Regions from separate parts of the Homo sapiens genome. Here region 1 is linked to region 2. Evidence: chromatin loops called from intact Hi-C (ENCODE). Cell type or tissue: PC-9. All regions are shown on one strand. Links, peaks and the distances in the headings refer to the core of each region. The heading gives the core; the rest is flanking DNA. Region 1 overlaps UBASH3B (ubiquitin associated and SH3 domain containing B). Region 2 overlaps UBASH3B (ubiquitin associated and SH3 domain containing B).

Region 1 (5,371 bases), core at 240-5,239, 120 kb after region 2:
GGGTCCAGAGGACTGCGATCACTGCCACATCTACCCACCCATCCTCCAGGGAAAAGAGAAAAACCACAGATTCTCCATAAGCCTTTGGGCAAATAGAAAGTGGCCCCTGGGAGAATCCATCCATGAAAATGACAAAAGTGTTCAGTTCAATGAGGATCATAGTCATCTCATTCTTCTGGCAATGGCTCTGCATTCTGCTTGGCTGAGTCTGTCACCCTGCAGAGAGGATCCATTCTTGAGTGTGGTTTTTTCTCCCCACTCTCTCTCTTAGGCTTGAGTCTGATTCCATTTGAAAGTAATCAGAAGACAACCATATGGTACCCCTTCCAGTCCCCAGCCCCTGCCATTTATTATAGTCAGCAGCTTGGGTGGTGCTCTCTCTGCCCTGGGTCTGCTTTTTCTCAGGCCCCGCACCCCTCTGGGCACTCTAGAGAGAGAAGCACAGAGAGCAGAATGCAGTTATCAGGGAGAAAGCATCCACTGGCCTCTGCCCTATCTTACAGCCTTATACCCAAAGCTCAGTGAGGAACAGAGAACCATAAAAGTGGAAGGCGACCAAGGAACCAAACCACAGAGGGAGCCATGTGGAGTAACATCACCACTTGAGTAGCACTAATACCGACCTCATTTCTGAGGGTGTGCCCAATGCCAGGCGCTCTCCAGCTGTTTGCGTGGTTTGGCACCCTTCTCTCACAAAGGTCCTTCAAGACAAGTGCTGTTATTGTCTGCATTGTACAGACAGGAAAATTGAGGCTTAGCATGTTCAGCAACTTGCCCAAGGTCAGTCCCTCAGCTGGTAAGAGGCAGAGCTGGAATTCAAAGCCAGGCTGCCACAAGTTCAGACTTCTGTCTATCAGGGCAGGATGGATGGGGCAGATAATGATGGGGTCTCTTCAGCTTCTGGATGGCCAAGAAAGGAGATACCCTTACACAGGCTTATGCCGGCTGGGATTGGGGAGGCAGTGATAGTACCACCACATCATCATCAGCTGGAGCAAAGCTGGCGGGAGACACAGGATTCCCTAGGTTGGCTGCCTCTCTGAAAAGCAACGCCTTTAGCTCTGCGAATGACTGTCCACTCCCTGAAAGGGAGCTGGACTTTGAGGCAGCTGAGGGTGGGGAGCAGGTGGTGATCAAAGCCACAGGATAGAACAGTGAGGCAGGATACTCTTCAATCTCTGTAGTACTTAATCTTCCAAACCTCAGTTTCCTCATTAAATTATCAATGTCTGAGACTTAATAGTGATTATGTATGTGACTCTGCTTTGTAAGCTCGAACATGGTCTAAAAACTTAAGGTATTATTAGAAATTCTGGCGTAAGGCCAGGCGCGGTGGCTTATGCCTGTAATCCCAGCACTTTGGGAGACCAAAGCAGGCGGATTGCCTGAGCTCAGGAATTCGAGACTAGCCTGGGCAACATGGTGAAATCATGTCTCTATTAAAATACAAAAAATTAGCTGGGCATGGCGGCATGTGCCTGTAGTCCCAGTAACTCAGGAGGCTGAGGCAGGAGAATTGCTTGAACACGGGAGGCGGAGGTTGCAGTGAGCCGGGATTGTGCCACTGCACTCCAGCCTGGGAAACAGAGCGAGACTCCATCTCAAAAAAAAAAAAAAAAAAAAAAGACATTAGCGCGTAAGAGGGAATTTTCATAGAAGCTGTGTGCAAGGGGTTATAATTACCCTACTAGCACATCCAAATACCTGAAGGTCTACTCAGCAATTAAAAGAGATAAACTATTGATACATGCAGGATGAGTCTAAAAAATATGCTGAAGGAAAGAAGCCAAGTACAAGGGTATGCACTGTATGACCTACATGCAAATCTAGGAAATGCAAACTAATGTACAGTGAAAGAAAGCAACTGGGCTGGGCGTGGTGTCTCATGCCTGTAATCCCAGCACTTTGGGAGGCCGAGGCGGGCGGATCACCTGAGGTCAGGAGTTCGAGACCAGCCTGACCAACATGGAGAAACCCTGTCTCAACTAAAAATACAAAATTAGCCAGGCGTGATGGTGCATGCCTGTAATCCCAGCTACTTGGGAGGCTGAGGCAGGAGAATCACTTGAACCTGGGAGGCGGAGGTTGCATGCAGTGAGCTGAGATCGCAGCATTGCACTCCTGCCTGGGCAACAAGAGTGAAACTGTCTCAAAAAAAAAAAAAAGAAAAGAAAAGAAAAAGCGACTGGTGGCTGCTCAGGGTTGGGGGTTGAGAGAGGACTAACCACAAAGGGGTACAAACGAAACTTTTAGGGGCAGTGAACGTACTGTGTCTTGTAGCAGGTAATCACACAGGTACAGTTGTCAAAATGTATCAATCTTTAAATAGGGTTAGCTGATTGTACATGAGTTATAACTCAAAAAAGTTTTTTTAAAAAAAGCACATCGGCTGGCCGGGCAGGGTGGCTCCCACCTGTAATCCCAGCACTTTGGGAGGCCAAGGCGGGATGATCACTTGAGGTCAGGAGTTCGAGACCAGCCTGACCAACATGATAAAACTCTGTCCCTACTAAAAATACAAAATTAGCTGGGCATGATGGCACATACCTGTAGTCCTAGCTACTTGGGAGGCTAAGGCAGGAGAATCACTTGACACCTAGGAGGCAGAGGTTGCAGTGAGCTGAGATCACGCCATTGCACTCCAGCTTGGGCAACAAGAACGAAACTCTGTCTCAAAAAAAAAAAAAAAAAGAAAAAAAGCATATCAAGGTATTTTTTTTTTTGTTTTTTTTTTTTTTGGAACCAGGACCTCGTGTAGCCTGGAAAGTTCAGGAGACTTGCAGTTTAGCCTGAGGCTCTTATGGCAATGCAGTCCCTGCATACCAACTGTGTGACTCTAGACACGTCCTGAACTCCTCTAAGCCTCCAGTCTCATCTTAAAACAAAGCATATGTTGTGTGCTTTACCTCACAAGACTGCTGTGGGGTATCTAATACACATAAGAGCAATTTTTACAGTGTATAATAACACAGATAGAAGGGCGTGTTATGTGGGTGCACAGTCACAGCAGGTAGATTAGAGACTTCCTTGCCCTGCCCACCTATAAGAGCCCTTCAGCTCCAGGTGGGTTCCAGTTTTTCCTCTTTCTGTCTATCCAAGGCTGGGAAAGCAGCTGCAGCCCCCACGCCAGAGTCAGCTACATTTCAGAGATGTTGGGTTGGCCAAGTGTTCTCAGAGGATCCAATGTCAACCAACAGGTAAGCTGGAAAAAGCCAGGGAAACCAGATACTTTAATTCATGGGCTCCACATGCCGCTTCTCAACTCCTCATGCAGCCAACTTGGAGCTGCTTTTATCTTTGGGCAGTGAGGCATAGCTAACACAGCTTACTGTCCAAAGCCAAGTCAAAAGCGCTCATTCCAGCTCTTTCCTTCTGCCACTGCCTTGCTCTTTAATTTGGCATTGTTCAAATATTCTCAGTAGAAAAAAAAGGACAATCCAATAATACACGTAAATCCTCGCCAGACACCTCAACCACCATCTCACCTCCTCTCCCTTCTTGCAATCCAACACAATAATGCCCCAATCACATCTTGCATCCTGATCCTATCTTTAACTTTCCCAAGTTCTTTTCTGTCTGTTATCTCATTTTGTCTTTGGAAAGGCCCGTGACACATGACAGGTCTTGCCACGCACAGAAGCTGGTGAAGATATTAAGGAAAAGAGGTTAAATAGAAGACCTAAAAGGTGCAGATATCATTCAGAAGCTAGACCAGACCTTAGGACCTTTGATCCCTGCCACAGTGTCCTTCCCAAGACTATTATCTCTTAATCACTGGAAACATTAAAAAGCCATTTGTTGTAGACAAAGTTCTAGCCACCAGCAGCCTCAAAAAATAAAAATAATAAAAAAACTCATCAGGGTTGTATCAGCAAGGATTCCTCCAATTCAATTATTCAGTGACTTGCTCCAAGGCCCAGCATCAGCCCCAAGCTACAGAAGAGATGAGAGCCTGTCTCCCCAGAAACCAGAGGTCAGCAGGGGGATGACAGTGCTCTGACATCGGATCTGGCTGTGCAAAGTGATGGCTCTGATCTGAGTCCTGTCCCATCTTCTCCGGTGTTAGGCTCAGACCCTCTCCTGGCCTGTGAGGTCTCCTCTTCCTCAGGTCTTTGCCCCCAATACATTCTTTCTTTTCCTTCCAACCAACCTCACTAGCCTCAAGGAAGCTGGACCCTTATTTTTAGAACCCTTAAAACAGGGAAGTGCTAGTGGGCATAGAAAAAAGGAAGCGATTGGCCATTTTGACCTTTGAAAGGTTTCCTTCCTGATGCCTCCCGAACACCTCCTTAACTTGGACTTGCACACGAGCGCACACGCACACACACACCGTGAAATCGCCACTTCTCAGTCCTCCATGAGGCAAATTCTCCTATAGCAGTGTCTAAGTTGGACTGAAGTTCATATAGTGGAATGGAAAAAACCTAGCCCAGCTCCAGGGAGTAATGAGCTAGAGAGAGCACACCCTGAGGTCACCCTGCTTGAGCCAGCCCTGCAGCCCTCTGGTCCTCTTAGCTCTGTCAAGCACTTAACAAGCATGCAGTCATTAATTGCGTTCCCCTCAGAGGGCAACAGCATGGCCCTGAGGGGACTAAGTGACTTTTGCAAGACCACAGCACAGTGCAGCCCAGCACGGGCTGGGTGGGATCCAGCCTTGCTGGCCTCAACCCTCTCTGCCAGCCCACCAAGAGCCTGGCCTGAGTGCCCCTTCTTGGTGCCGCACACCACCAGACCCAGTTACACCCATAGGGGAAACTAGAGCTGTCAGCCCTGGCTGCTGTCACTCTGTCAAAAGGGCCTAGAGCTGTCAGCCCTGGCTAATGTCAGTCTGTCAAAAGGGCCAGGTTTGAGACAACCATCTTACCCCTTCTTAAAGCATCACATCCAAGTCTTCTAGACCCAGGAGACCATCACTGCTCTTTGGGGCTTTGGATTTTCATTATGCTCAGCCCTCCAGGCATAAAGCTCAAGAGAGAAGCTTCTGATGAGCTAAGCCCGATGCCCTTGCTCTTTCTTCTCAACTCTCAAAAATGAAGTTAAATGCCTGTTCTCTGAAGCCTCCGAGGGCCCCTCTTCATACTGGTCTAAGTTACTGGGGGGAAGGCCGACCACATCAGCCTTTCTGGGTTGAAGTAGAGGAGGGAAGCAAGCCTGGGCAAGGAGTCCAACTAGATCAGGTGACCTCCAGGACCTTCACTCCCTTCCAGGCAGAGAATTTAAGAAAAAGAGCAGCAAACCCAACCTCCCTCTCTCCAGGCCTGCTCTTGTTACCTCTTTGGTAAAGAGGGGCAGTGCTAGTAGTAATATAATAATAGCTGTGATAGGCTAAATAATGATCCCCCAAAAGACACCCACATCCTAATCCCTAGAA
Region 2 (5,371 bases), core at 64-5,063:
AGCCTGGGCAACAAGGAATGAAACTCCATTTAAAAAAAAAAAAAAAAGGCAATATTATGCTTCCAAGATGTCACATACTTGTCTAGAAGGCAATGTTGATTCCCTCAAAGGAAGGGTGCTAGGGGTGTACCAATCTTTCTTCTTGTGATGGAATTCAGTTTTCTCACTCAGGCCTCCCACTGGGATGTGCAGAAACTCTCACAAGAGGTGACTTGAGTTTTCTTTTCATGTGTGTCTGTTCTCAAAGCTCCTTGAGGACAGGACAACATTTAAAAATTCCAGTATGCTCCATGGTACTTTGCATGATACAGATACACAGCAAATATCTGTTGATTATGTCTTTGCAAGTGTTTTTGTTTTTTGTTTTGTTTTCTTTGGTATTTATATGTTCTTCAACTCACCTAAGGTCAAAATGATGTCTTCCATTAACACCATAAATTTATATAATATTAAAAATTTTCCAATATATTTTTTATTTATTCTCTCCCATTTCATTTCTTTTTTGCTGGAGTTGGATTGGCAGGGGAGACAGAACTAGGGGGATGTTACCCAGATGAACCACTTGTGACCCAGAGAGGAGGGAGGCAAGCTGGAAGCCTCCCAGTGAGGCAAGCAGAGGCTGGACACAATCCTGAGCCAACGGACTCTCTGTTAGGTGCTTGCTCCATTTTTCCCCTGTAGGTACCCATCTCCCTGCAGCAGCGAGCTGCTGATTCTGATTGCATCCCTGCACCTGGTAGCTTCTGGAACCACAGTGAGACATTACCTCATGGTTAGCAAATCGGATATCCCGAGAAAATATGGTAGCCACCCAGTCACACCCTAGCTTGACGTCAATGTTCTGGGCCAGTTTCTCTAGGGTGGGTAGGTGGCTGGCTTGGAAGTGGTAAGCCAGGGTCACATGTAGCTGCTTCTTATGAGGTTCCACATGCACTTCTGGAAAAAGGAAGAAAAAGGTCAGTAATTAAAAGGTGGTGATGATAGCAATGGTGAAGACTTAAGGAAAGGCATAGAAAGGTACCCTGAGAAATTCTGCTTCCCACATAACAAAGAAGACAAAAGACGTTTCTCTCCTTCACAGCAGTAGAATAAGGGGGTAAGGGGATGGCAAGAGATTCCGAATCAAGCCACTGTTCAAGAGATAGCCACCATACGGCTTTCCTCTAGGAGCTGCGGGTCAGCTGAGGGCAGTCCTTTTAGTTAAGTCCTTCTCACAACATTCCAGTTGGTGGTCACCAGCCCCACCTTTCAGAAGAGGGCACTATGACCTACAGTGATGAAATAATTTGTGTAGAAATACAAAGCATGTTTTATAGCTGCGTGACTCCCAAAGCTCTATTCCCTTCATTTTGGAATCACGTGTCTTAGCTTCTGGGTGAGATTGATGGAGAAATGAGGGGAAAAGATGGATATTTTCAAAGTTTAATGCAGGGTTTCTCTCAACAGCATTTTGGGTTGAATAATTATTTTTTGGGGGGGGTGGCTGTCCTGTGCATGATGGGGTGTTTCGCAGCATCCCTGGCCTCTACCCACAAGACGTCAGCAGCACTCTCCAAGCTGTAACAATTGAAAATGACCTCAGACATTGCCAAATGTACCCTGGGAGACAAAATCACCCTTAGTTGAGACATACTGGTTTAAAGTATACAGACTGTTATTCTAAGATATCCCAAGAGACAAAACAAAACAACCCTACCTATAGGAGGGAATGGCTTTTTTTTCTCTCTCTGGTACTTTTTTTTTTTTTTGAGACAGGGTCTTTCTCTGTTGCCCAGGCTAGAGTTAAGTGGCATGATCATAGCTCACCACAGCCTCCACCTCCTGGGCTCAAGTGATGCTCCCACCTCAGCTTCCTGAGTAGCTGGGACTACAGGTGTGAACCACCATGCCTGGCCTCTTTTGTATTTACAATGAGGGAGAATCATCTACTGTACAAACTAGAATAATGAAGAAGTTGCAACTAGAAGAAATTAGGGAATTTGAGAATTTAAGGAACTTGGTCAAGTCACACAGAGAATTAGTGGCCCAAGATAGAACTAGAAATTGAGCATTTCGGTTTTAAGTACTTTTTCTTTTATACTGCATTGCCTTTCTTTGGTGTAAGCCCCATGAAACAAGGTTTTTGTCTCTCGCTTACACTGTATCCTTACTCAGCATATCATGCAGGTTTTCAGTACTTGTTAAATGAATAAATGCACATGAATGAATCTCCCTTGACCACTTCAAATGGAGGAAGACACTAAATCTACTTGATGATATCTGGTCCTGCCAACAACTGGAGAATACCAAGTTCCAGGGCAAAGACATGGTGGCCGGCTTCCCATGCTGGGTAATAAGGAGCGGGACCAGCTAAGCTGCGCAGGGTCATCCAGTTCTCCACATCCCCACCAGGGGGCCACACAACAGCAGAGAAACGAAGCCGGCCAAGTTCTTCATGACAGCAGGATCTTGGAGAGGAATTGGCTCCACCCGCGTCCCACAGGGAAAGCTGGGGCTTCGACTGCTGCTCACTCAGTATGCACTCCAAGAATCTGTGCGGCCCTGGCTGAGGCTTGCTTTTCTCATTTGTGAAGGATTTGGGTTTTGCGGCTTTGACATTAGTTTTGGTCCTTGTGGGGATTTAGTGGTTCTGACAATAACTACTGTGGGATGAGAGAAAGCCATTTCCTTGAGATTGAGGGATAAGAGCAGGAAATAATTTGCCTCTCAGTTATGCTCTTTCTCTGAAATATTAAGCTCCTATGAAATGTCAGGCTTCACTGAAGTCAGGACCCGGAGACTAGTCCCGTCGCTGAGGGAGAGGAAGAGGTGGGGGTGGGGGTTGCAAAGTCTAAAGAGGACCCCTCCCCAGGTACAGAGGGGTCTTAAGGTCCTTGTGTTCCTTCCGAGAGCACTGTGATCCTGCAGTGATACTGAGCCCCGATCCCACTCATAGGTCCCAAGTCCTGTGTGGTGCTTTTCTGGTAAAGAGGAATATGGAACAAAGGGCCTGAGATGGTGATGAAAATAGCAGCAGGGAACAATGGCAGGTGAGGGATAGGCCAAAGGCCAAAAGGCTAAGGAGCAAACTGCGGCCTTGCTCAGGTCTTCCCCCTCTCTGGCACTCCCTAAAATTAGGGGTAGGGGAATTGTACGTCTCCTCCAGCTTTGCACTCAGCACTCGGCTTCCACTGTGCATCCTGCACCATCCACTCTGGTCAGGGCAGCCTCCCCACTGTCCTCTGCTCACACCATCTCATGCCTGCCTGCCTGTGCTCCTGCCACCCGCCCGCCTGCAGGCCTTTCCTCCATTGTCCTGATCAACATCGTCCCAGGGCAAGTTTCCTTCCTTCCGTGAAGGTAGAACCACCCCTTTCTCTTTTCAGAGCTGATGTTACACAGGGCCTGGCCGGGAGAAACCACTTCTTGTTCTCTTCCCTGTAGCACTCCTCATGTAGGAGAAATCCTCATAGTAGGTGACCAGTAAGTACCTGCCAATTGTGATTTCATGCTGGAGCGAGCCAAGAGGCTCTCCCCCCACCAGATTGTCTGTCTGTTTCCCTGCTGTCATTGAGCTAAGTGAGCTTGTCCACACCTGTAGTCAGACAGGAGAGCTTTGCAAACTTCTCCCTCTTTTCACCTCCATCGTGTCTCCTGCCTTGAGCACCCCCTTAAGCTAATTCCTTTGACAGGAAATCTCAGGTGTCCTGAACTAAGAGCTCCCATGAGAAGAGCAGGAGACATTTGGAAGGGGTTACATTTTTAGACAGACTCTTGGGGCTTGGGGTCCTGTCTAATGGTTTTCAGCAAGTTGAAGGGTATTGGTTCAGTGGATTTTATTGTGATATAATACGAAGTGCTTCCACTCTTCTCTCTATCCTCTGCTACCCACTGAGAAAAGATCTGGATTGTCATGGAGTGAACAATGAGACCCAGATAAACACCTACATGGGCGGGAGCTTGGGAGGGAGAAAGGATGTTTCTTTAATTCTGAATTAGGAGGAGATGGTGGTGCTACAAAGAAATACATTTCTAGTTCAGTATGGAAGTCATTTGTGAAACTTCAACTTGGGTGTTAGGGAATAAGCCTTAGACGGTCTCTCCAGGTCAGCAGAAGAGGGGTTGAACGTTTTTACAAGGGAGCAAGACGTGGGGTGCTGCAGGAAAAGGCTGTTTTTTTGTCACACGTCCATTCCTGCAGGGTCCTCCACCTCCTGACCCCATCCTGCTCCTCTACCACTATTTCCTATCCTTTTTCCTTTCCAACTCTTTGATTGACAGGGCCCAGGGCTGGCCTGGCAGCTGTTTGCTCACCGGTTTTGGATGCAGCCTCTGCAGCAAAGTCAGCAGCAAACTTCTTGAGGACCTCCGCACTGTCTTCCTTTACAAAGAGGCCGATGAAGTTGGACGACGTATAGAGCTCCAGGGGCAGCGGGGCCGAGAACTTACATTTCCAGCGACTGACCGTGGTCTGCAGGGCTTCCCCCAGGGCATCCACCTTGCTGTCCTCGCACTGGCAGGGAAAACAGGCAGTCTTCACTCAGAGACAAGGGGAGATGGAAGTCTGCTGCTACTTAACATTGGCATCCTCTCCCCAGAGACTGGAGGAGGCTGATAATGCAATTACTTAACCACTACCCCTGTCTGTGGGGAGAGAGGAACTGCAGACTTCCAATTATTCAGACACAGATTACCCAACTGGTGGATTAATGTGGGGAACACATGACCTCTTCCCTCCTTTCCTTGCTGTGAAGTGGCCCCCGTGAACCCAGCCAAAATGCTGCAGGACTGGTTGAGCCGAAAGCAAGAAAGGGGAGCGAGATTGGGGAGATATTGGTCAAAGGACGTAAAACTTCACTTAGGAGAAATAAGTTCAAGAGACCTATTGTACAGCACAGTGACTATAGTTCATCATAACATATTATATGCTTGAAAATTACTAAGAGAGTAGAGTTTAAGTGTTCTCACCACAAATGCCTGATAAGCATGCGAGGTAATGCATGTACAATTAGCTTGATTTAGGCACTCCACAATGCATACATATATTCAACCATCATGTTATACGCCATAAATGTATATAATTTTTATCAATTAGAAAAAAATCAGGCTGGGCGCAGTGGCTCATGCCTGTAATCCCAGCACTTTGGGAGGCTGAGGCGGGCAGATCACTTGAGGACTGGAGTTTGAGACCAGCCTGACCAACATAGTGAAACCCCATCTCTACTAAAAATACAAAAATTAGCCAGACATGGTGGCGGACGCCTATAATCCCAGCTACTTGGGAGGCTGAGGCAGGAGAATCACTTGAACCCGGGAAGCAGAGGTTGCAGTGAGCCAAGATCACGCCACTGCACTCCAGCCTGAGTGACAGAGAGAGACTATATATCCATAA

What was found. Hi-C counts contacts between places; a loop is a spot of excess contacts. Peaks named below come from ENCODE experiments on the same cell type or tissue, not always from the same donor. Only the 100,000 strongest peaks of a DNase experiment are listed, where the experiment ranks them.
Region 1: a loop joins it to region 2, with 6 times the contacts of the local background. A loop is called at or near these places in 21 of 110 quality-filtered maps.

The regions. Positions count from the first base shown.
Region 1 is chr11:122,659,227-122,664,597 of GRCh38, reverse strand. All of the region lies in intron 1 of UBASH3B (ubiquitin associated and SH3 domain containing B), which reads right to left. Among named protein-coding and RNA genes, the nearest start is that of UBASH3B, 6.2 kb to the right of the region's middle. In PC-9, for the core only: no CTCF peak of the experiment used is centred there; a DNase peak (open chromatin) is centred at 2,857; H3K4me3 peaks cover 2,215 bases; H3K27ac peaks cover 4,055 bases.
Region 2 is chr11:122,778,618-122,783,988 of GRCh38, reverse strand. UBASH3B (ubiquitin associated and SH3 domain containing B) reads right to left here. Exons shown (of 14, transcript NM_032873.5): 4 at 4,294-4,492; 5 at 767-936. Among named protein-coding and RNA genes, the nearest start is that of CRTAM, 57 kb to the left of the region's middle. In PC-9, for the core only: CTCF peaks have their summits at 2,166 and 2,365 (motif pointing right); DNase peaks (open chromatin) are centred at 2,428 and 4,738; H3K27ac peaks cover 1,532 bases.